Linked DNA regions of Mus musculus: regions 1 and 3 are each linked to region 2. Evidence: chromatin loops called from intact Hi-C (ENCODE). Cell type or tissue: left cerebral cortex. All regions are shown on one strand. Links, peaks and the distances in the headings refer to the core of each region. The heading gives the core; the rest is flanking DNA.

The links. A loop is a pair of places that touch in the nucleus more often than their neighbours do. Peaks named below come from ENCODE experiments on the same cell type or tissue, not always from the same donor. Only the 100,000 strongest peaks of a DNase experiment are listed, where the experiment ranks them.
Region 1: a loop joins it to region 2, with 9 times the contacts of the local background. A loop is called at or near these places in 19 of 42 quality-filtered maps.
Region 3: it touches region 2 in a loop (2.6-fold over the local background); 17 of 42 quality-filtered maps call a loop at or near these places.

Annotation. Positions count from the first base shown.
Region 1 is chr4:133,448,838-133,456,046 of GRCm38, reverse strand. No RefSeq gene overlaps it. Among named protein-coding and RNA genes, the nearest start is that of Gm42322, 12 kb to the right of the region's middle. In left cerebral cortex, for the core only: CTCF peaks have their summits at 4,288 (motif pointing right) and 6,078 (motif pointing right); DNase peaks (open chromatin) are centred at 4,297 and 6,126.
Region 2 is chr4:133,306,481-133,313,689 of GRCm38, reverse strand. It overlaps Wdtc1 (WD and tetratricopeptide repeats 1), which reads left to right. Exons shown (of 16, transcript NM_199306.4): 5 at 272-383; 6 at 4,754-4,941. Among named protein-coding and RNA genes, the nearest start is that of Wdtc1, 29 kb to the left of the region's middle. In left cerebral cortex, for the core only: CTCF peaks have their summits at 3,567 (motif pointing left) and 6,155 (motif pointing left); a DNase peak (open chromatin) is centred at 3,560; H3K27ac peaks cover 452 bases.
Region 3 is chr4:133,416,481-133,423,689 of GRCm38, reverse strand. It overlaps Slc9a1 (solute carrier family 9 (sodium/hydrogen exchanger), member 1), which reads right to left. Exons shown (of 12, transcript NM_016981.3): 4 at 7,192-7,209; 5 at 5,588-5,790; 6 at 4,147-4,236; 7 at 3,695-3,765; 8 at 3,415-3,588; 9 at 3,071-3,185; 10 at 2,803-2,904; 11 at 2,116-2,188; 12 at 1-1,703. The coding sequence ends at 1,363. Among named protein-coding and RNA genes, the nearest start is that of 1700091J24Rik, 15 kb to the left of the region's middle. In left cerebral cortex, for the core only: a CTCF peak has its summit at 3,879 (motif pointing right); a DNase peak (open chromatin) is centred at 3,879.

The DNA of each region.
Region 1 (7,209 bases), core at 1,174-6,173, 140 kb before region 2:
GCCAGGCTGGGTCGGACCTGAGGGCCCTCCTCCCATCCTGCCTATCCCCCTCCAGGATCACGAGACTTGGTAAGACTGAGCAATGATAATAATAATAATAATAATAGTAATAGTAATCACAAGGCAGGAGTTAGGATTGCCCTCACTGTGAACACCGTGCCGACAAGGTTCCAGGAGATTTTATCATTGGACCAACATAAATAAATGTGGGTTGGGGACTCAAACCCAGGCTGGCTTGAGATCCAGTGCACCTCTCTTCTACCCTTCTCTCTTCTTCTTGCTCTGCTGAGGATGGACCCCTGGAAGCCTCGCACCCCTGAGCCACACTTTCTACCTCCTCTCTCTCTCCCTCAGACTTCTTGCACAGCAGCCAAACCTCTCAGAGCCTCAGTTTACCTGTTTGTGATGGGCACACTAACCTCTGCTCATTTTGCTAAAATGGACCATGAATGCTAAAATGAGTTGTGTTATTAAAGTGTCAGGGGCCAGGAGAGAGAGAGAGAGAGAGCGAGGGAAAATGCTGTGGTGACTTGCCCAAGGTCACCCTGAGCTGGTAGGGGACTAGGTCTCAGCCGCTTAGCCCTGGCTGGGCTCTGTGGTGGCTGAGGGTTAATATGAGGGTGGGAAGCTGTGTGCTGTGTGTGGGTGTGAGCGCCAGCCTTCTTCCCAGAGCCCCTTGGAGGTCAAGAGGAACCCCTGTCACTTCTCATTTTAGGTCTCCATTGTATTAAAAATAAATAAATAAGTGAGAGCTTGCAGAGAGCACGGCGCATTTTAAATGTTTACATCTAGCAAATGAAAGCTTAGAACAGGCACAAAATGTAACGCAGCGTAATTGTGCTATTCACGGGATAATTACAGGATTTATAGAAAATATTAATTCCTCTGCACTGCAGGAGGTGTGGTTGGGTAATGGGACACAAACTCAAAGCTGGAGACAGGCAGTCCGTGCCTCCTCTCTCCGTGTGTGTCTCTGTTACAGAGGCCACAGCTTCCTCTGAGCCCCATTGACCCATTTCCACCCACTCAGAAACCTAGCTGCCTGCATTCCCATGCTACCCCAGGGCCTTTGTACTTACTGCCCTGGGTACTTGAGACATCCCTCCCTCAGAGCCTCATGGCCCAGCCCACCATACCCTACATTTCTATTCAAAGGCGCACTCTCTCTCTTTCTCTTTTTGAGACAGAGTCCCACTATGTAGACCAGGCTATCCTGGAATTTGTTACGTAGACCAGGCTGGCATAAAACTCAGAGACCCGCCTACCTCTGCCTCCTAGATGCTGGGGTTAAAGGCATACATCACACACATGGACAAAGATCTCTTTGAAATAAGTTTTTCGTACTACCCTATTTGAAACTGTAAAGCATATTCCCTCCCCTCCCCTTCCCTCCCCTCCCCTCCCCTTCCCTCCCCTCCCCTCCCCTCCCCTTCCCTTCTCTTCCCTTCCCTTCCCTTCCCTTCCCCTTCCTCTTCTTCTTCTTCTTCCTCTCCCTCTTCCTCCTCTTCCTCTTCCTCCTCTTCCTCTTCTCCTTCTTCTTCTTCTGCCTCCTCCACCACTACTTCTTCTTCTTCTTCTTCTTCTTCTTCTTCTTCTTCTTCTTCTTCTTCTTCTTCTTCTTCTTCTTCTTCTTCTTCTTCTTCTTCTTCTCCTCCTCCTCCTTCTCCTCCTCCTCCTCCTCCTTCTTCTCCTCTTCCTCCTCCTCCTAGATAGTTTTACTGTGCTCCCCTCTCTCCCCTCCCCCAAGCCCTCTGTGTTAAGCCCAGGCCTCAAGCTCACAATTTTCCTGCTTTGTACATTTGCATGTCTAGCTCCGACCCTCCTACCCCCCATCTTTAAGAAATTGTTAGAAATAGAAACTGACGCTGGAGAAAGGTGCTTGCCTCCAAGCCTGACAACCTGAGTTCAAGTCCCATGTCTCACATAGCAGGAGGAGAGAACCAACTCTGAAAACTTGTCCTATGACCTCCACAGCAGTTTGGTGGCACAGGTACCCCTCTTCTCTGCATGCAGAAAATAAGTAAATAAAATGTAATTAAAAAGAAAAAATATCAGATTGTTTAAAAAAAAAGAAAGAAAGAAAAGAAAAAGAATGTGTGGGGGGCTGGAGAGATGTCTCAGGGGCAGGGGGTGGAGAAGTGGCTCAGCAGTTAACACTGTGTACTGTAAAGCCAGGTGTGGTGGTGCACACCTTTAAGCAGGCAGATCTCTGAGTTTGAGGCCAGCCTGGTCTACAGAGCAAGCTCCAGAATAGCCAGGGCTATACAGAGAAACACTGATTCAAAAAAGCAACCAATCAGCCAACACCAAGAAGCCAAGCCAAACATACTTGCTGCTCTTGCAGAGGCCCTGAGATCAGAGTTCCCAGCACCCTATTGGCTGCCTCCTGACATCCTCTTCTGGCCTCTGCAGATACCCGCATATATCCACAGAGAGACATGTAATTAAAAATAAACCGAATTTGGCTGGACAGATGGCTCGGCAGTTAAGAGCACTGGCTGCTATGGTAAAGGTCTCAGGTTTGATTCCTAGAGCTCACACACACAGTGGTTCATAACCATCTGTAACCCCAATTCCAGGGGATCTGATGTGTGATTCTGGCCTCCGCAGGCACCAGGCATTCACATGGTACACAGACATCCATGCAGGAAAAAGTCCTATATAGAACATAAAAGGTTTTTTTTTGTTGTTTTTTGTTTTTTATTTTTATTTTTTTTTTCAGTTTAGATCTAAAGAAAATAAGTCTTTAGCCAGCCATGGTGATACGTGCCTTAGGCAGAGGCAGGCAGAACTCTGAGTTTGAAGCCAACATGGTCTACAGAGAGAGTTCCAAGACAGTCAGGGCTACACAGAGAAACCTTGTCTTGAAAAAAAAAAAGCCTTTAAGAAAATGATAGTATTTGGTGTATGTGTGCATAGGTGCAGGTGTGGAGTCAGAGGACAGTTTCCCACCATCCACCTTGGTTTTGAGGCAGGGCCTCTGGCAGCCTTTTCAGCCATGCTGTGAGCTGCAGGCTGGCTGGCCCCGGAGCTGCTAGCTGATTCGCCTCTCTCTGCCTCCCGTCTTGCCACAGGCATGCTATGGTTGTGGATGTGTGCCACCGAATTTTACGTGGGTTCTGGGGACCTGGCTCGTGCCACTGGGTTTGGGTTGCAAGTGTTTTTACCAGCTGGACTGTTTTCATCTTCTCCTCTGTCTTCCTTAGAGCGTGTGTGCTCGTGAGTGTCCTCGTGTGTGCATGCGTGTGTGTGTGTGTGTGTGTGTGTGTGTGTGTGTGTGTGTGTGTGTGTGTGCCTGTGTGGTGGTTCTAATGAGATGTCCCCTATAGTCTCAGCCTTGTGAATACTTGGTTCCCAGTTGGTGGCACTGTTTGCGGGGAGGCCTAGGGGGCATGCTGGCCTTGGAGGAAGTGACTCTTGTCATTCCCAGTTTGCTCTGTCTGTTTCCTGTTTACAGTTCAATTGTGAGCTTTCCTGTTCTTGGCTCCGTGTCTGGCACCTGCTGCCACAGTCCTCGCCACAATGGACTGTCCTCCCTCTGGAGTCCCTAACCCTAAAGTGTTCCTTCTATAGGTGCCTCGGCTTTTATCACAGCAACAGAAAAGTAACCAAACCGGGTATGGTGGCTCACGCCTTTAATCCCAGCACTTGGGAGGCAGAGGCAGGCAAATTTCTGTTCTTAAGAGGAAAGTACCATTGGGCGTGGGCGTGGTGTCGCACACCTTTAATCCCAGCACTTGGGAGGCAGAGGCAGGCGGATTTCTGAGTTCGAGGCCAGCCTGGTCTACAGAGTGAGCTCCAGGACAGCCAAGGCGACACAGAGAAACCCTGTCTCGAAAACCCAAAAGGAAAGAAAAGAAACCAATACAGTGTGTAAGTGTGCGTACGCGCACCGAGGCCAGAGGGTGACTGGGTGCCTTTCTCAAATGTGCTCCCCCTTATTTTTAAGGCAGGGTCTCTTATTGAACCTTTAGCTTTTCTGTGACTCATCTTCCACGTCTATAAAGTGAGAGCATTGCTGGACTATAAAGGCTACACTGAAGGAACCACTAGCACAGAACCTAGCATACAGTCAGTGCTCAATAAATAGAAAGAGAAGACTGAGTGACAGTGTAGCTCTGTGGCAGAGCACTTGTCTGGCAAGTGAAGAGACCCAGGATTCGTACCCAGTGCCGAAAGAAAAAAGAAAAGGAGAACAGGAAACGAGAAAAGAGACAATGTACACGAGAAAGGTGCAATTTGCCTTTAGCTAGAGCTGGATCAATATAGATGCGCAGTTCCAGAAATAGCCACAGGGTGGCGCCAAGATCCCGGTTGGTGAGGGATTCCGGACGTCATTCTTGGAGGAAGTTTTTAGTTCAAAAGTAGAGACCAAACAAGTAGGTAGCCAGCTCCTGCTAGAGTCAGGGGACAGTCCAGTCACTCCATCCTCTCTCCCCCTCTCAATTTATCTGGTGGGTTTTCTTGTTTATGTTCAAGCATCCGGTCACTGACTTTGTCCTCAGTCTTCCAGTGTTGGGGTCATTTTCTTCTGAGCAGTCCCCATTCCTTCCAGAGGAATGGAAAGTGTGCCAAAGTTAAACGAGACTTCTTTCTGTGGCCTTTTATATGTGTGTCTGAGGCAGGAGGATCTCAAATGGAGTTCAGCTTCAGCTGCATATGAAGATCTTTTTTCAACAAAACAAAACAACTTAGGAGTAGCCAGTGCTCCTAACTGCCTGGCCATCTGGCCATCTCTCTGTGACCCTTTCTTTCTTTTCTTTCCTTTTTTTTTTTTTTTTTTTTTTTTTGAGACAGGGTTTCTCTGTGTAGCCCTGGCTGTCCTGGAACTCACTCTGTAGTCCCGGCTGCCTCTGCCTCCCAAGTGCTAGGATTAAAGGTGTGCGCCACCACACCTGGCTTTCTTTCTTTTCAGTTTTGTGAGACAGAATCTTATGTACCCCAGGCTAGCCTCAAATTCCCTTCTTAGCTGAGGATGACCTCGAACTCCCATGCCTTCTGCTTTGACCTCCAAATTCTGAGATTACAGGTGTGTGTCACGACACCTGTATTAAAACAAACATAATTTCCAATAAGGTTAACTCAAAACCCTTATACAAATAAAACAGTGAGCCCATGCCAAAGACTTTTGTGAATTTGCTCGTTAATAAGGAGCCAGAAAGACAATGTGATAATTTTAAATGTGAACTTGACCTTTCCAATAAGTGTTATTTCTCCTAAAGAGGAGTCGTTTAAATTGTTATCTATCTATCCATCCATGAAAACAAGGTTTCTCCATGTAGTCTTATCTGTCCTAGAACTCACTCTGTAGACCAGGCTGGCTTCGAACTCAGAGATCTGTCTGCCTCTGCCTCCCAAGTGCTGGGATTAAAGGTGTGTGCAACCATCTCCTGGCACATTACGATTTAAAAAAAAAAAAGGTTTTTCTGTGTGTGTGTGTGTGTGTGTGTGTGTGTGTGTTATGTGTAGGAATGTATGACGTGCCAGTGGAGACCAGAAGGGGGCAGGCAGCAGATTCCCTGGAAGTGGAGCTACAGGTAGTGGGAGCTGCCCATAAGTGCTGGGAAACAATTTCTGGTCCTCTCCAGGACTATCCAGTGCTCTTAACAGCTAACCCATCCACCCTCTCTATCCACCATAGGTTTTCCATAAGTTGGTTTTATCCCTACACAGTTATAGAGTCAGCCAACCCAGAGCACACCCCCTCCTCTAGAGAATGAAGCATTGAAGGTCACTAATGTTCAACCTTTCTCCAGGAGAACAGGCACCGGGAGACCTTTTTGCCTGTTGCAAGGCGTATGACTGTTTTATTTTTGCTTTAGGAATAGCCTCACTATGTAGCCTAGGCTGGCCTTGAAATCATGATCCCTCCTGATTTTACCTCCCAAGGGTTGGGATTATAGGCACACACCACAACACCCCCTTCTTTCGTTTGTTGTTTATGTTGGCTGACCCTCAGGAGGGTCAGGATGAATCAAGCACTAGTTATTTTTTAGTGGGACAGGTCATTTGAAGGGAGTCCCCTTCCCCATTCAGGCAACAAACTTTCAATTCTGGCCACAGTCAGTATCAGCCAGCAGGTGGCGCTCTGACAGATGCTCGGCTGTTGCGGTTGGAATTCATGCAGTGGTACCTCGTGAGCCCACCTAAATTTTGACCCTTGCTGACCTCCACGAGTCTGGTTGCATGACTGCAGAATGACGCAGGGCCACGAATCTGACTGATCACGGACTCAGTCATTCTTTTAAGTACCAGAAACATGCAGATGGACGTGTCACATTTTCCGTGTTCTCCGTGCCCTCAGCTCCTGCCTGCGCTTCCCTAGAGAGAGCAGGTGCCCACTCGCTGCAAGTGGCTGAATTCTGTCATCTCACCGTGTTACACACTCCCCCTCCACCTGCCTCCTTGCGGTCTCTCTTTCTGGAAAATTCTCATTGGAGGTTGACTAACAGACTTTAATTCCATAACCTCCCTCAAGCCCTCCTGACTTCACAGGTATTAAGTAGCTTCCTCTCCCCTTCCTCAAGGGCTGTCCAGACTGTGGGAGATGCCCTCACTACATTGGCCCACAACTCACAGACATGGCAATATTGCCTCCTGCCTAGCTTTCCCAGTGCTGGGATTGCAGGCGTGAGCTATCACGTCTGAGGTCAGAAGATGGCTGGAATGTTCCTTGTGTCTCACCATCTGCTTGCCCTGTCCTGTCCTTGAACTTCCTCTGAGCTCCACAGCATGAAAAATTAGCTCCTCGGGATCTGCCCAGCTTCCCAGAGGCTGCAGGAACATCTCAGACTCCACCCACCTCAATTTAGCAGGCAGAGTGTACTGGAGTAAAATGCCTTCCTCAGCCAGCCCAGGGATGGGGGCACCAACAGGGGCAGTGGGCGGCCATCATTGAAGGGCTCTCTAACAGGCCCAATCATGGCAAACATGGCGCTGTCTGCTTTGGCCCTTCCCTCTGCCTTGCTAAACCACGAGATTACATTCCTAAAGCTTGCCCCCAAGGTCTATTCCCTTATTTAGCCACCTATTCATTCTTGAGACTAAACACCAAGGCCCAGCTATCAACATTCATTTTTTGCCTACACCAGCTAAGCTGTCCAATCAGGTCTTAGCACAGACTTCCCCTTCCCTCATTAAAAACTATTTCTGCAGACACACCTGCTACTGCCGTGGTCTGATCCAGAGGCGGCACGCCCCTTGCTTGTC
Region 2 (7,209 bases), core at 1,157-6,156:
AGCTTATCTCATGACTGTCAATACAGTTTGACTAGTAACTCAAGTATAGATAGAAGCTTGGGTAACATCCAAGCCCTGTTTTACTGTAAGCCAATGTATTGGGAGAATATTGGAGATTCTTAACAAAGTAAAATATAATCTAGTAATATTTATAAGCTAACCTGCAACATCTACTGTCCTTTGAGTTATCTGTGCCCAACTCCTATCCCCTGGGAATGGGGAAGAGGTAGCGGGGACCTTGAGAAGTCAGAGTTCCTAATTCTACCCTCAGCCTGCTGGCGTCTGGTTCCGACGACCAGCACACCATTGTGTGGGACCCACTGCACCACAAGAAGCTGCTGTCCATGCACACAGGACACACAGCAAATATCTTCTCTGTCAAGGTGAGCCAAACAAGCCCCGTGGCAGGCCTGGGCTGTGGGGTGGTTGTATGGTATAGCATGTCCTGTGCTGTGAACATTGGAGAGTGGTCTCTTTTTCTCTGTTCTTCTCAAAACCATGGGCCAACTCAGGATCCATTTATATTTATTAAATCTGTATACATTTGTTAGTGTGGGAGGACACATTTGCCATGCTGTGCATGTATGTCCTCATACATGTGGAGGGCATGAGAACACTGGCATGAGTCAGTTCTTGCCTTTCGCCCTATTCCCAGAACTCCATGGGGGCTTAATCCAGTTCAGCAGATCGGACTCCATTTCTGACCTCCAAGGGCAGACGTGCAAAACATTCATAGATCTTAGAGAAAACAAAAACAAAAACACCTAGCATAGATCTTCTACCTTGGCCTAGGAAATGAATCTTAAAAAAAAAAAAAAAGATTTATTTGTTTGTTTTATTTAAATACACTGTCTCGGGCTGGTGAGATGGCTCAGCAGGTAAGAGCACCCAACTGCTCTTCCAGAGGTCCTGAGTTCAAATCCCAGCAACCACATGGTGGCTCACAACCATCTGTAATGAGATCTGACTCCCTTTTCTGGTGTGTCTGAAGACAGCTACAGTGTATTTACATATAATAAATAAATCTTTAAAAATAAATAAATAAATACATTGTCTCTGTCTTCAGACACACCAGAAGAGGGCATCAGATCCCATTACAGATGGCTGTGAGCCACCATGTGGTTGCTGGGATTTGAACTCAGGACCTCTGGGAGAGCAGTCGGTGCTCTTAACCGCTGAACCATCTCTCCAGCCCCTAGGAAATGAATCTTTTCCCTTGATAAAAGGGAATTTAGCTGAGAGGAGGTGGGGAGGACCCTACAGACCTTGGAGCCCTGTCCCTGTGAGACAAGTCTCCTTTAATTCCAGGCTGGAACCTCTGGTCCTTGGCTGAGCATGACTGTGAACTTCTAGCCCTCCGCTGGGCCTCCTCTGAGTGCTTTACCATAAGCTTATATGGTGCTGAGGGCAGAACCTAGGGCTTCATGGATGCCAGCACTTTACTGCCTACAGTTGACAGTCTTTTCATCCCTGTGCACAGAGGTTAGGTCTTGATCCCAGAGAGCAAACCCAGCCGTGGCTGTTAGGCCTTAGAATTACATGTGGGTCTGGAGAGGAAAGAGCCCCTAATGCGTGGGGTCATTGAAGAAAGTTGTTTTTATTTGCTTTTTTAAGGCAGGGTTTCACTCTGTAGACCAGGCTGCTCTCAAACTCATAGACATCCACCTGCCTCTGCCTCCTGAATGCTAGGATTAAAGGCATGTGCCACCATGTCTGGCCTGAACAGCCTCTGGAGAAGTGTCAGAGGGAGGGGGTCTCTGGGGGGTGTCAGGCAGGGAGTTTGAACCACGAAGAGGTGAGAACCTGGTTCCCATTGACCATCAACCTGGATGGAGATTTGGGAAGTCTGATGCCAGGGGCTTTAGCCCTCAGATTTAACCATAGTTTAATCTGGAAAAAAAGTTTCCTGGTATAATACAATCCCTGGTGTACATGGACATTGTAATTACATTGAAACTCGACTTGGGGTACATGCCATTTCTTCCAAGAGGATGGGTTGGTTCTCGGCTACCTACACTAGCTTAAGGGCCTAAGCAGTGCTCTGACCTGGTCTTAGTCATACAAATAGCATAGGGCTTTTTTAGGCTATTAGCCACCTCTGGTCCTGGTTGCGGGGCCTTGGGGAGGCCCTGGCTGTGAGGGTCATTTAGACTACTAGCCACCTCTTGTCCTGATTGTAGTAGCTTAACATGACCTGGCCCAACAGATAACACAAGATGAAAGAACAGGTTTTACATCTTTGCTTGGAAGGACAATCCTGCATGCTTATCATTCGTTGTTTCTTTGGAGATCTGTGGGTGCAGAGCCTTGGTGCCCCACTCCCAGAAGCAGGGTTTTTGCACTGAGGTGACCTGTCGCTGGGCACATTGGATCTGAAGTGACCTGTGAGGAAAGGGCTTGTCAGCCCTGCCGTTGTATATTTATTTATATCTGTGGGCCCACGAGTGTGCGGCTGTCTCCTTAAGAGCAGTGACTCTACCTGAAACCAGAGCCACCTCAGGGAGCTCTGAGCCTCATCACCCTGAGTTCTGCCTCACTCCCTCTCTCTCACCTCTGCGGGTGAGTGCCTGGGATTGTTCTAGAAGCAGAACAACTGGAGCTTGGTTTGTGGTTCTGATGTGTGGGAAAGACGCTGCAGTACGTCTGTGGTCACCTTCCAAGATTATATTTTGACAGTAGTTGTTCACAACCTTCTAGTGTTTTTAGTGTTAAGATTTTATTTATTTTATGTATATGAGTACACTGTAGCTGTACAGATGGTTGTGAACCTTCATGTGGTTGTTGGGAATTGAATTTAGGACCTCTGCTCTCTCTGGTCGGCCTCGCTTGCTTAATCCCTGCTTGCTCTGGCCCAAAGATTTATTATTATAAATAAAGACAAGTACACTGTACCTGTCTTCAGACACACCAGAAGAGGGTGTCAGATCTCATTACAGATGTTTGTGAGCCACCATGTGGTTGCTAGGATTTGAACTCAGGACCTTCAGAAGAGCAGCCGTCCCTCTTACCTGCTAAGCCATCTCACCAGCCCAGTTTTGGTGGTTTAAATAAAACACCTCTTTTTCTTTTTTGTTTTTGGTGGTGGTGGTAGGTTTTTTGTTTTTGGTTTTGTTTTGTTTGTTTGTTTGTTTGTTTGTTTGTTTGGGATAGGATTTCACTGTGCAACAGTTTTGGCTGTCCTGGAACTTGCTTTGTAAAGACTAAGCTGGCCTTGAACACACAGAGATCTGCTTGGCTCTGCCTCCTGAGTGCTGGGATTAAAGGGGTGCACCACCACCACCCACTAAAAATACATTTTCAGCAATGTATTATGATATAGGTGTGTGATATGGGACGGGGGAATGTGAGGAAGCCAAAGGACAGCTTGGTGGAGTTGATCCTCTCCTTCCTTTTTATGGGACCCCAGGCTTGATTTCAAGTCACCAGGCTTGTGTGGCAAGTGCCATCACCCACTGCACTCTTTCCAGTTTGTTTAAGAAAAGCCTCCTTTTCCATGGACTTAGTGAAAACACTGCCTCTGGGCATTCATCATATTCCGTCCAGGCGCTCCCCCTGGTGGCAGCTGCGGCACATTGCAAGCAAGGCAGCACTGAGGGCTTACTTCACCTATTTTTGCTGTGGCTGGAATCTATGCTGCCTCCAGACAAGAATAAAGATTGAGGCATGCCCCTAAAAATAAGTTTATATATTCCTATTTCTAAGTGACAAAGCAGAAGAGCATTTTTGTTTTCTCTTCCAAATAAAAATCAAAAGGGAGAGCTGGGATATAGCTCTGTGGTAGAGCAGCTGCCTGCCTTTCTCCATGCCAGTATCTGATCTGTCTTCAGTACAGGGAAGGAAGGAGGGGAGATAGACAAACAGACACACACAAAGGGACAGGGAGGGAGAGAGGTTTTCTTCGTGTCATCTGGAATGTTACGTTCTTCACTTGACTGGGGTGATGGTAGTAGTCTTATAGTGGCCAGCCCTTCTCCACAGCCCAACATCTGCACTCTTCCCACTGTTTGCTCTATAAGGAGTATTTGGCTGAACATTTTTTGCCTAGATCCCATTTTCTCTTTTGGATCCTTTGGATCTTTCATAGAATTAGGAGTTTAGGTCAAAAGATGGGAATTGCTTTTTAATCCAAACCTGGATGGCCGGACATGTGGATGAACTGAGATGTAGGTGGGTGGGTGGGTGGGTGGATATATAAAGCCCCAGTCTGGGTTTGAACAGCCTTGCGGTGTTCTGAAACTCAGTGGTTGGTTGCTTGCTCTGCTTTATTTTGGTGCTAGAATTGAACCTAGAACATCAAGGATGTCACACATGTGGTCTGCCAGTAAGCTATGCCCTTAGCCATGACCCTTAAAGGTTTCTCCTTCTCCTATGCTCAGGATTAAACTTTGGTTTTTACACATACTAAGTGGGTGCTCACCTCGAAGAGACACACCCAGCCCCTAATTTGGGAATTCTTAGTAAGGGATAGCGAGAATTATCATCCACTCAGTTCCTATCTGGAGAGGAGTCAGAAAAAAGGGCTCCTTAGGCAGCGCAGCTCGGCGTGCATGGTGACCACTCCGACTGCACGAAGTGCAGATCCTGACTGAACTTCTGTGCTGATCGGCTGCTGCTCGATAGCCAGGCTCACTTTGGTGAGCTCTTACAAACTTAGTGATACGAGAGGGAGAAGGCGCGCTGACACCCAGGCCATTCTCCTTCAGTAGCCAGCTCTCTCCTATCTCCTGCCAATCATTTGATCTCTTGTGAGCAGTTCCTGCCTCATGCTGGAGACCGCATTTTGATCACGGGGGCAGCTGACTCCAAGGTGCACGTCCACGACCTTACGGTAAAGGAGACGATCCACATGTTTGGAGACCACACAAACCGGGTGAAGCGCATTGCCACGGCGCCCATGTGGCCTAACACGTTCTGGAGCGCCGCAGAGGATGGGCTTATCCGGTAAGGATCTCTGCATGAAATTACTGTATGTGCTCCGCTTCAGTGGCTCTGCTGCAATGCTTCCTTCCACCTGGTCTTTCCCCCAGCAGACAGGAAGTGGGTCTCCTCCCTGTTCCAGTGTCCTGTGTGTTTGCCTGTTTGCCCTGTTCCCTTCAGACACGGATGGCATTATTACCCTTCTTTCTTTTTCCCTTTGGGGTACTGGGAGTCAAACTCATGGCCTCTTACATCCCAGATAAATTTTCTACCACTGAGCTAAGTGACAAAACCCCTGTTTGACAGGATGGTTGGATGCTGAGATGGGGCTTGCTCTGGAGCTGGGGTTCAGCTCCTCAGCTACTGGAGTCCTGAGATGCCATGTGTGCCCGACCTCAGTCTGCCCCGCTCTGTTGTTATGAGCGAGGATCCACCCTCTGCTTCCTAAGCAGCTAGGTGTGTGAGCATGCACCATTCATTAAGTAAACTCATTTCAATGCGGTTACAAGCGGGTCTCTGAAGCAAGGCAGAACAAGTCCAGCCCTAGATCTCTCTCAGTGTTAAGTGTAAAAGGCCACCGCACCCCAGAACTTTAGTCTCTGTAAAATAGGAATAATCATGATATCTCCTTTGTTGATCCGAGTATGATAGCTGAAAACGTTCATGCAAAACACACAGTGCTTAATCCGTGGCGTGCTCAGGAGGCGCTTGCTGACTAACAGACCGCCTTGCTGTCAGGCCCAGCTAGCAGAAGCCAAGCAACCTGAGCATCAGCAAGAATCCTGAGGACCGACCTGGGCAGAGCCACAGGCAGCAGAAATATCCCAGCAGTGTGTGAATATGAGCTGGGCTTCAAGAGCAGACAGTTGATGGGCAAGAAGAGACAAGAGTGGATTCCCCACCCGAGTAGGTGCTGTGCAGGCAGGGGGAGTGACATGCAACATGTGAAGCCCTAGATCCAACCCTAGTGCAGAGAGAGGGAAGAGAAAGGCTGTAGTTATAATTGGCCCACATAGAAAGCTGAGGAAGGCGAGGTGTGTGAGACTGGGTCTTAAAGTCAGACTGTGGGGTTTGATAAACTTAACTCAGGCTGTAGGTATCAAGTGGCAGAACGATGTCAGACTATTTTAGGAAGAGTATTGCAGTTAGGATGGCTGAGAAGAACCAGTTAACTATGTGAGGCTTTTGAGCCAGCTAGGCAAGAAGCGGCTGAGTGAATGGGCGGTGCCATGCCCCCTTCTGGAGGATCTGTGTAGTGCAGCAGAACTGTCCCTCAGCCCTAGCAGGACTTGAGGGACTGGCCCTGGCTTTCAGGTAAGCTCAGTTCTCTTGCCTGCATGTAGCCCTTGTTCCCTGAAAGTAGATTAGGATGGACCATCACAAAGCAGGTCCTTGGAGCTTGGAGGTTTTTGTTTGGCTCATTGATTGTTTTTTTTTTTAAAGATTTATTTATTTATTATATGTAAGTACACTGTCGCTATCTTCAGACACCCCAGAAGAGGGCATCAGATCTTATTATGGATGTTTGTGAGTCACCATGTGGTTGTCTAGATTTGAACTCAGGACCTCTGGAAGAGCAATCATTGCTCTTAACCACTGAGCCATCTCTCCAGCCCCTCATTGATTGGTTTTTAAGAAAAGATCTTACGTAAATGAGCTAAATACCTAATAAAAAATGGAAAAAAAAAAAAAAGAAAAAAGAAAAGATCTTACTATGCCTCCTTTCACCTGGTCTTTCCCCCAGCAGACAGGAAGTGGGTCTCCCTCCCTGTTCCAGTGTCCTGTGTGTTTGCCTGTTTGCCCTGTTCCCTTCAGACACGGATGGCATTATTGCCCTTTTTTCTTTTTCCCTTTGGGGTACTGGGAGTCAAACTCATGGCCTCTTACATCCCAGATAAATCCTCAGGTTGTTCTTATCCTCACTATGTAGCACAGGACTTGAAGTCATGATCCTCCTGCCTCAGCCTTCTGAATGCAAGGATTACAAGCGTGTACCATGACTCCCAGCTAGCATAGTTTACATGCCATAGTCTTAGCAGGTGTTCTGCTCTGTACTTCAAAGCTGTGATATCCCAGATAGTCTATTGAATGTCTGTGACCAGTAGTGTTGTAGTGGTCTGGGGATGGTGGGGTTGTAATTAATAGTCCCTGTGAGATACTCAGGACAGCGTCTGATGAACAGCATCTGATGAACAGCACATGTTCGCAGTCGGCTGGAGTAACAGTAGCAGGAATGCTGATGTCTATAAAATCTCAAATGTAGGAGCTACCTCAAGGGTTAATTTAGGATAA
Region 3 (7,209 bases), core at 1,174-6,173, 110 kb before region 2:
TCACATTGATTTATTAGAATATGAAAAAGGTTCAGTTTCCTTTGTACAGGCGGCAGAGCGGCAGCAGCTGCGGTGGCTTTGTACATGGTTGTCGATGTCACCCTGCCTGGCAACTCCTGCCCAAAACAGCACTTGCATGGAGAGGAGACAGCTGGGCCATGCACCCATGGCCCCATCCCCTGGGAGGGACCCTCTGACTATTATTGCACGATCCTGGGGAGGGAGTGCCCAGGGGTTGGGCAGATACCCATGGGCTTGGCCCCAGCCATGGTGGCGGTAGGGAGTGTGTGCCTGTGAGCAAAGGCCTCTAGGGGGTCCAGTACTTTCTACTCTACAGAATGCAGGAAAGAGAGTGGTCCAGATAAGGGGTGGTGGTAGAACTGGCCAACAGAAGTAAAAGCAGGCCCAAGAGCAAAGGAGGTACCAGGAGGCCCCCTGCTGGTGAGCTTGAGTCATGACAGGTTGGGCCACATCAGAATCGGTGCTGTGGGCAAGGGCCCCCAGCAGCAGAGGTTCCATTTAAGGGACGGTGTTAGACACGAGGAAGGACGAGGGGGAAAGGGCAGAGCTCTGACTGGCATGGGGGACTCAAAGGGTCTGAAAACAAGAGTGCCTCTGTGCAAACAGAATCATACTTACAGTGAGGTGCAAATAAGCCAAGTGTAAGTAGAGGACACTTTCCAGCGCCTCGGACAGTCCCTCCCGTGTAAGCCCCACTAAGGCCCAGTGGTCCTCATCACCCCAATCATGTCACTGTCGAATGTGCCCCAGCGCCCAGCAGAGAAGCTCAGAGACGCCCTCAGCCCGCAGCTCTGAGTAAGGACAGCTCGGGTGGTGGCCAGAGCACCGAGGCTAGCGGGAGAACCGTGGCGCTGCCGTGGGCAGCTCTGCTATGGGTCACGGGTCTGTTTCCCAGCCACAGGCCTGCTGTCCTCTGATACAGGGGCCCAGTCACGGCCACGGAAGGCTCAGCTCCCTCCTTTCCTGCTGGGACCACAGTGGAGCCAGTGGCTCTTTGGTTAGAAATGATGATCAAGGATGGAGAGTTGGTCTGGATGAGGAGGGGCTGGAGGGAAGGAGGGCCTTGAGGAGCCCTGGTTCCACTATGGGAGAGCCTGGATCTAGAGATGGGGCGGGGCCTGCCTCAGCAGCCCAGCCGTCCGCCAAATGGATGGATTGGGAAGGCAGTTCTGTAGGAGAGGACCCTTCCCAGGAGGCAGGGGCAAGCCGTGCTGCAGTGGGGGCTGTGGGCCCAGCTGCCATGCGGAGGAAGGGGGCAGAGCCAATCCAGGTCAGGAGACAAGAGGAGCGCCCAGCCCCCACTCTCGTGGGAGAGTCTGTGGGACACCCACTAGCCTGGCTCTACTGTCCTTTGGGGATGAAAGGCTCTCCCTCCCCAGGCTCAGGGTGGGGGCCTGGGTCACTGAGGCAGCGTTGTATTCTCTGGGAGCTGGGGCTGTCACTTGATCCAGGGGTGAAGACGTCGTCGGTGCCTGGGGATGAGGGCTCCTTGCTCCGAATCATGATGATGCCGTCCTCATCTTCCTCCTCCTCCTCCGGAGTCACCCTGGGACCCCGGTTTAGCCCTAGGACCTTGCCCTTCAACTCCTCGTTCACCAGGTCCACAGACTCAGGGGACTGTGGGGAGGCCGGGTCAATGGTGATGACAGGCAGGTCTGCCTTGGGTTCATAGGCCAGTGGGTCTGTGGATTGAGAGCATAGACAGGTTCTGTCCCTGAGCCCTGATGGGATGGCCACACCTCAACAGCCCTCAGCCTGTGCTAGTGTCCCTCAGACCTTCCAATGAAGGCAATCATGTCTCTGGGATCCACAGTTTCCTGAGTGACCGCTCTGTTACCAGATGCTCTTCCCCCTGGACAAGGACTCCCACTGCCTCTCCATCCCTGCCATGGTGCTCTGTGTCACAGCTCCATCACAGTCCCCATCCTGAACCCAGGCAGTCCCTTTGTGCCCGGGTTTGACAGGTAGGCTATGCTGCCCTCTCTGTTAACACACCCAGCCCTCTAGATACAAATGAAGCTCCTGGGGAAAAACTAACTTCCCGTTGCCTCTCTGAGGCCTGTCCCGCCTGAGGGCCCTTCTTTAGCTCTTTACCTGAGCCTATGCGGGCCCGAGACAGGGTGGGCGAGTCCAGCTTGTGGGCCGGTACTGTCAGGTAGTTGGTGATCTGACAGAGAGAGAGGACAGGTTGAGTGGACGGTGGGCTGGCAGAAGTCCTCTGCCAGACACGCAGGCAGCAGGCTCTCACTGAGAGTGTGCTGGCCACCCACACCGGCGCTTCAGGGCCTTCCAGGGCCTTGTCCCAGGCTCCCAGAAAGCCGTGCTAGCTTTCTGAGAATCTCAGACACATCGATTCTTCTCTAGCTTTGCCTCCACCCCACACCTGATCCCCAAGGTTTCAGATTAAAACAAAAATAGAACAATAACAATAAAAACAAAAACCAACCCAGGCAGCATACCTAAGTCCTGTGCACCCTGGGTGTCGCAAACCCAGCGCACCGAGACTGAGCTCAGCGCCTTGCTTTTCAGCACACGGTGCTCCTTCTTGGCCACGCTGGACCTCTACCTCCCCAGTGGCCCCACTTCAAACTGGTAACCCAGTCACCACGTCTTACTAGTGTCCCTTCCTGTGTCCCTCACGCTCACTCCTTTCTCTTTCCCCGACAGTCACTCCTCTAGGATAAAGCCCAAACTCTTACCCCGTTAACAAACCTCCCTGTCTGTTTCTAAAGTAGCTCGGTGCGTGCCCGAAGAGGAGCTGGACAGAGCCCGGCAACGCACCTTCTGCTCCAGCTGCCGGGCCTTCTGCCTCCGGAGCAGCATCTGGTTCCAGGCTTCCTCGTAGGGGTCGGCCACCAGCGTGTGTCTGTTATAGGACCGCAGCTGAGGGGGGAACAGCCATCAGAGCAGGAGAGGGCTCAGAATCCAGGCTGGGAGGCCAGAGCCAGAGAGGCTCTGGCGGTGTGGGAGGCAGGAGAAGGGCGGAGGAGGTGCCGAGGGTGCACACAGGAGAGAAGCTAAGGAGGGCCAGGCTGAGACGGGACCTCACCCGTTGCCGGGTTTTCTGCAGATTGCTCCTCAAGATTTTGCGGATCTCTTCCTCCTTGTCCTTGGACAGTGCTGGCAAGATGCGGTCTGAAGTCACAGCCTTGGGGTGGATGTTCCTGGGACAACAGAACACAGGTTAGGTCTCTCTTTGACAGCACAAGGCCATGCTGGGGTCAAAAGCCCAGGGGTGGGTTGCCAATGTCCCAAGTCCTTAGAATGGCCGCAAGGACCTCAAGCCCAACTTGACCAGCTAGGCAACAGCGTAGCCCTGGAGTCCATCTCAGGCTAGGCTGAGGGAGCTAGCATGGGGTAGAGATGCTGCCCAGATCTGCCAGTGGTACTCACTGCATAGAGACAGTGGAGACAGCAGATGGGATCTTGCCCATGCCTCCGCTCTCCACCAGCTCAATGGCCTGCTTCATCTCCATCTTGTGGTAGAAGGCAATGAGCTGGGGCTCTTTGGAGCGCTCTCCTGCTATCAGGCACTTCTTCACATACTTCTTATTAAAACGGTTGAGCCTGTGGGACGAGGGAGACGGAGGGGGCTAGTTCCTAGGCACGAGGACGTTCCCCAAGGACCCTTAAATGTCCTTCCCACCCTCCTGCCCACCAGACCTTCACCTACTTGTCCTTCCAGTGATGGTGGCCATAATGACCACAGATGTCCTCGATGCCTGTCAGAAGGTGGTCCAGGAACTGAAATGGGCCCAGGGCCAGGTCAAGCCTTACTGCTGGCCTCCTTCCCCACTCCACCCACCTTTTCCCCAACTATGGCTCCGCTTAGCCTGCCCCCTACAGTTCCAGGAAGAGCCAGGAGGTGGCGCCTTCCCGTTACTCCTCCTGAAGCCCAGGCCACACTCTGGTGAGTCCCCTTCTCAGAACCCACTTGAACCTAATGACAGAGCCTCCTGGGCTCCCAAGCGCTCACACCACACTGTCCCTTCAGCTAGAGCCTGGAAGGGGGCCCAAGGGGCCAAGACAACCTGGCACTGAGATAAGGGAAGGCGGGCTTAAGGCCCAGCTCTGCCTCGGCTCCACAAACCTCTGCAACCCAAGGCCCAGCCCAGCCCCCGGTACCTGTGTGTGGATCTCCTCGTTGATGGAGCGCTTTGTTTCTTGCTTTTTCTTCACGGCCAACAGGTCGACCAGGGGCCGAATGGTCATGCCCTGGAGGGCAGGTGGGTGTCAGACAATCTGGTTCTGCTCTCCTGACAGAGAGGTGGAGGAACCACCCTTCTCCTCGAAGGCCCCCCACCCCCAGGCAAGGAGGGTCTCCCCTTTGAGGTTCTCAGTCTCCCTACCTCAGCATGCAAAGCAAGGCAGGCCTTTAAAGGCCACTTCTTCCTGATAGGTCAGCCAGTGGACCAAGCCTCACTGCTGGGGTCAGGCCCTGTAGACGGAGCCCCTCTGCCCTGCCTCCGTCAGACTCTCCACGATTGACTAGTATCTGTGCCTCAGTATCTGCACTATCCCTGAGAGATGCTCCCAGCCTCACTGCTGGGGTCAGGCCCTGTAGACGGAGCCCCTCTGCCCTGCCTCCGTCAGACTCTCCACGATTGACTAGTATCTGTGCCTCAGTATCTGCACTATCCCTGAGAGATGCTCCCATTTTACAGCTGTGGAAACTGAGTGGCAGCGGGGCTGAGTGATTCCCTATGGCCCCACAGAAGCAGCAGACCCCGAGTCAGGCTGGCTGGGTCACCGTGATGGTACTGTCACCCATGGAACACCCACAGCAAAGCTGAGGGGAAGCAGGGTTTCTGAGGATAGCGCAGGAGGGCATGGAGGAGCTCTCTCCTGCAAAAGGACAGGAACTGCACCCCCTTCCAAGAGGTCTCCCCATGTCTTTTCTCATGAGAAGGCAGAGGTGTGTCGCACCTCACACCATGAGTGCTTGTGCCCAGGGTGGGAGGTAGAGGATGGGAGAGAAACAGAGGCCCAACAGCCTCTCACCTGCTCTGGGCCAGTCAGCCGAGGGTCAGCAGTATGCACTATCACACACAGGCCTCCCTCGTGGACAGCTAGAGACAGGGCGGAAGCCTGCTAAGCCTGGGTCATTTAAAGCCCAGAAGTCATGGGCCAGCAGGCTGTAGGGGCTGTAACCAGCTAGCCCCGACTCCTCACTGCAGACAGGCACGCCTTCCCAGGAAACAGCTAGTAGAACGTTAGGCTGAGTCCAGGCCTTCCTGACTCAGGAGACTGTCCGGCCGCCTATGCTGAACTGCTGCAGATGCTAAACCATGATGCCACTCAGCCCTACCATGATGGGGCAGTAGATCTTGGGCCTGCCGGCTGCTACCCACGTCACTCCAGTGGCTCTTACTCAAGTTGGGCAACATTCGTCACTTCATATACTGATTGACTTCTCATTGTCACAGCTGAGAACTGAGGCCTCAAAGGGGGACGGCTTGCCCAAAGTCATGCGGCAAGCTAGTGACAGCATGCCCACAGCCTTTTTTTTTTCTACCACAAAAGTCGGGGCCCCCAGGCAGGGGTCTGCCCACCCCAGGCCCAGCACCTGCACAAAGACGGTGAAAAAGATGACGGTGATGATGGCGGTGAGGAACAGGTCACACATGGGGAAGTGCTTCTTGTCCAGGAGGTAGCCCAGCGAGAAGGCGATGGCCCCTCGCAGGCCCCCATAGGCAATGATGAACTGGTCCTTGGGGGTCAGCTTGACAATGCGGAACTTGTTGATGAACCAGGTCAGGACCAGGACACCTGCCAGGGAGCAGGCGGAGGAGAGGTCAGGCGGTCCAGGAAGCTCCTCCCACTACGTCCAACCGTCCAACCAGCTCACTCGGTTCCTGGGTCCCGCAGCCCAGGAACTCCAGCTCACTCATCCAAAACCTTGGTAGGTCTTTAAAGGGTTCCTCAACCTGCATTTGTTCTGAATATCCCAGAGGCCTTCACGGGGTACAGGTCAAGGGACTGGAGGAAACAATCCTGGTACTGAGTTTGAACTTATTAAAACAGGTGGGAAATAATTACCCTATTGTCTCTACTTTTCTAGAGACTGGGAATTGTTCATAGTGAACCACTGTTTCGAAGTGTAGGCTGTGAGGAGGGATGCAGAGAGTGCTTGCCCTGGATCTGGGCAGTTCACAGCTGAGATCCCAGCACTTGGGAGGCTGAGGCAAAAGAATCACCAAGAGTTCTAGGCCAGCCTGATCTGTATAGTAAGATCCCGTCACAAACAACTAACAACCCTAAACAAACAAACAAACAAACCTTAAAAACTGTGGATGGGGGAACATACGGTGGACCTCTGGCTCCTAAGTGCACGTGTGCGGAAAAGGGAGTAAGATAGAGAATGCAGCAGCGGCCTGGCCATGGAGGCCAGGAGAATCTAGCACAAGGGCAGAGCCCACAGACCCGATTCCATGGGTGACACTAGCCTGGTAGCTTTGGACACGTGCGCCATGACAACAGAACACTTGGCTCAGGGTTCCAGGCTGGGTTGAGGACCTGAGAGCCACCAGGCTTTTGGAGAGTCTAGAGGCCCTTCACCATAACTTTCTGCGACAGTGTCTGCGGAGCCTCCACGTGAGCAGGAGGCAGGCATGCGGCTTCTCCCTAATGCTCTCAAATGGTGTCAGCGTTGCAGAGAAGCAATGGGAGCACCCAGAGCCATTCAGAAGGGACAGGGACAGGGACATACTGCACTCTACATATCTCACCAGCCCCTCCATATGCTATACTACAGACACCCCGACACACTGTACTAGACACCCGCACTTAGTTCCTCCACACACTGTACTATAGAGACCCCACAGGCCAGCCCCTCAATACACCGTAGTGGGCACTCAGCCTATCCTCTCTACATATGATATGATACCATACAATACAGCCCAGCTCTTAGACACATTACTACGTAGACACAAACAGTACTACACACAGACACAGTGCAGCTCTTAGAAACATCAACACACTTACAAACCCACAACCTAGCCCCACACTATATTACACATAGCTACTCCATAGCCCAGCTCCTCTCCCTACAGTCACGTGTATACTGTTTCTCTCTCTCTCTCTCTCTCTCTCTCTCTCTCTCTCTCTCTCTCTCTCTCTCTCTCCCTCTCTCTCTCTCTCTCCCCTCCCTGGCCTGGGCCTGGCCCTTACCCAGCACCCGGGCGATGA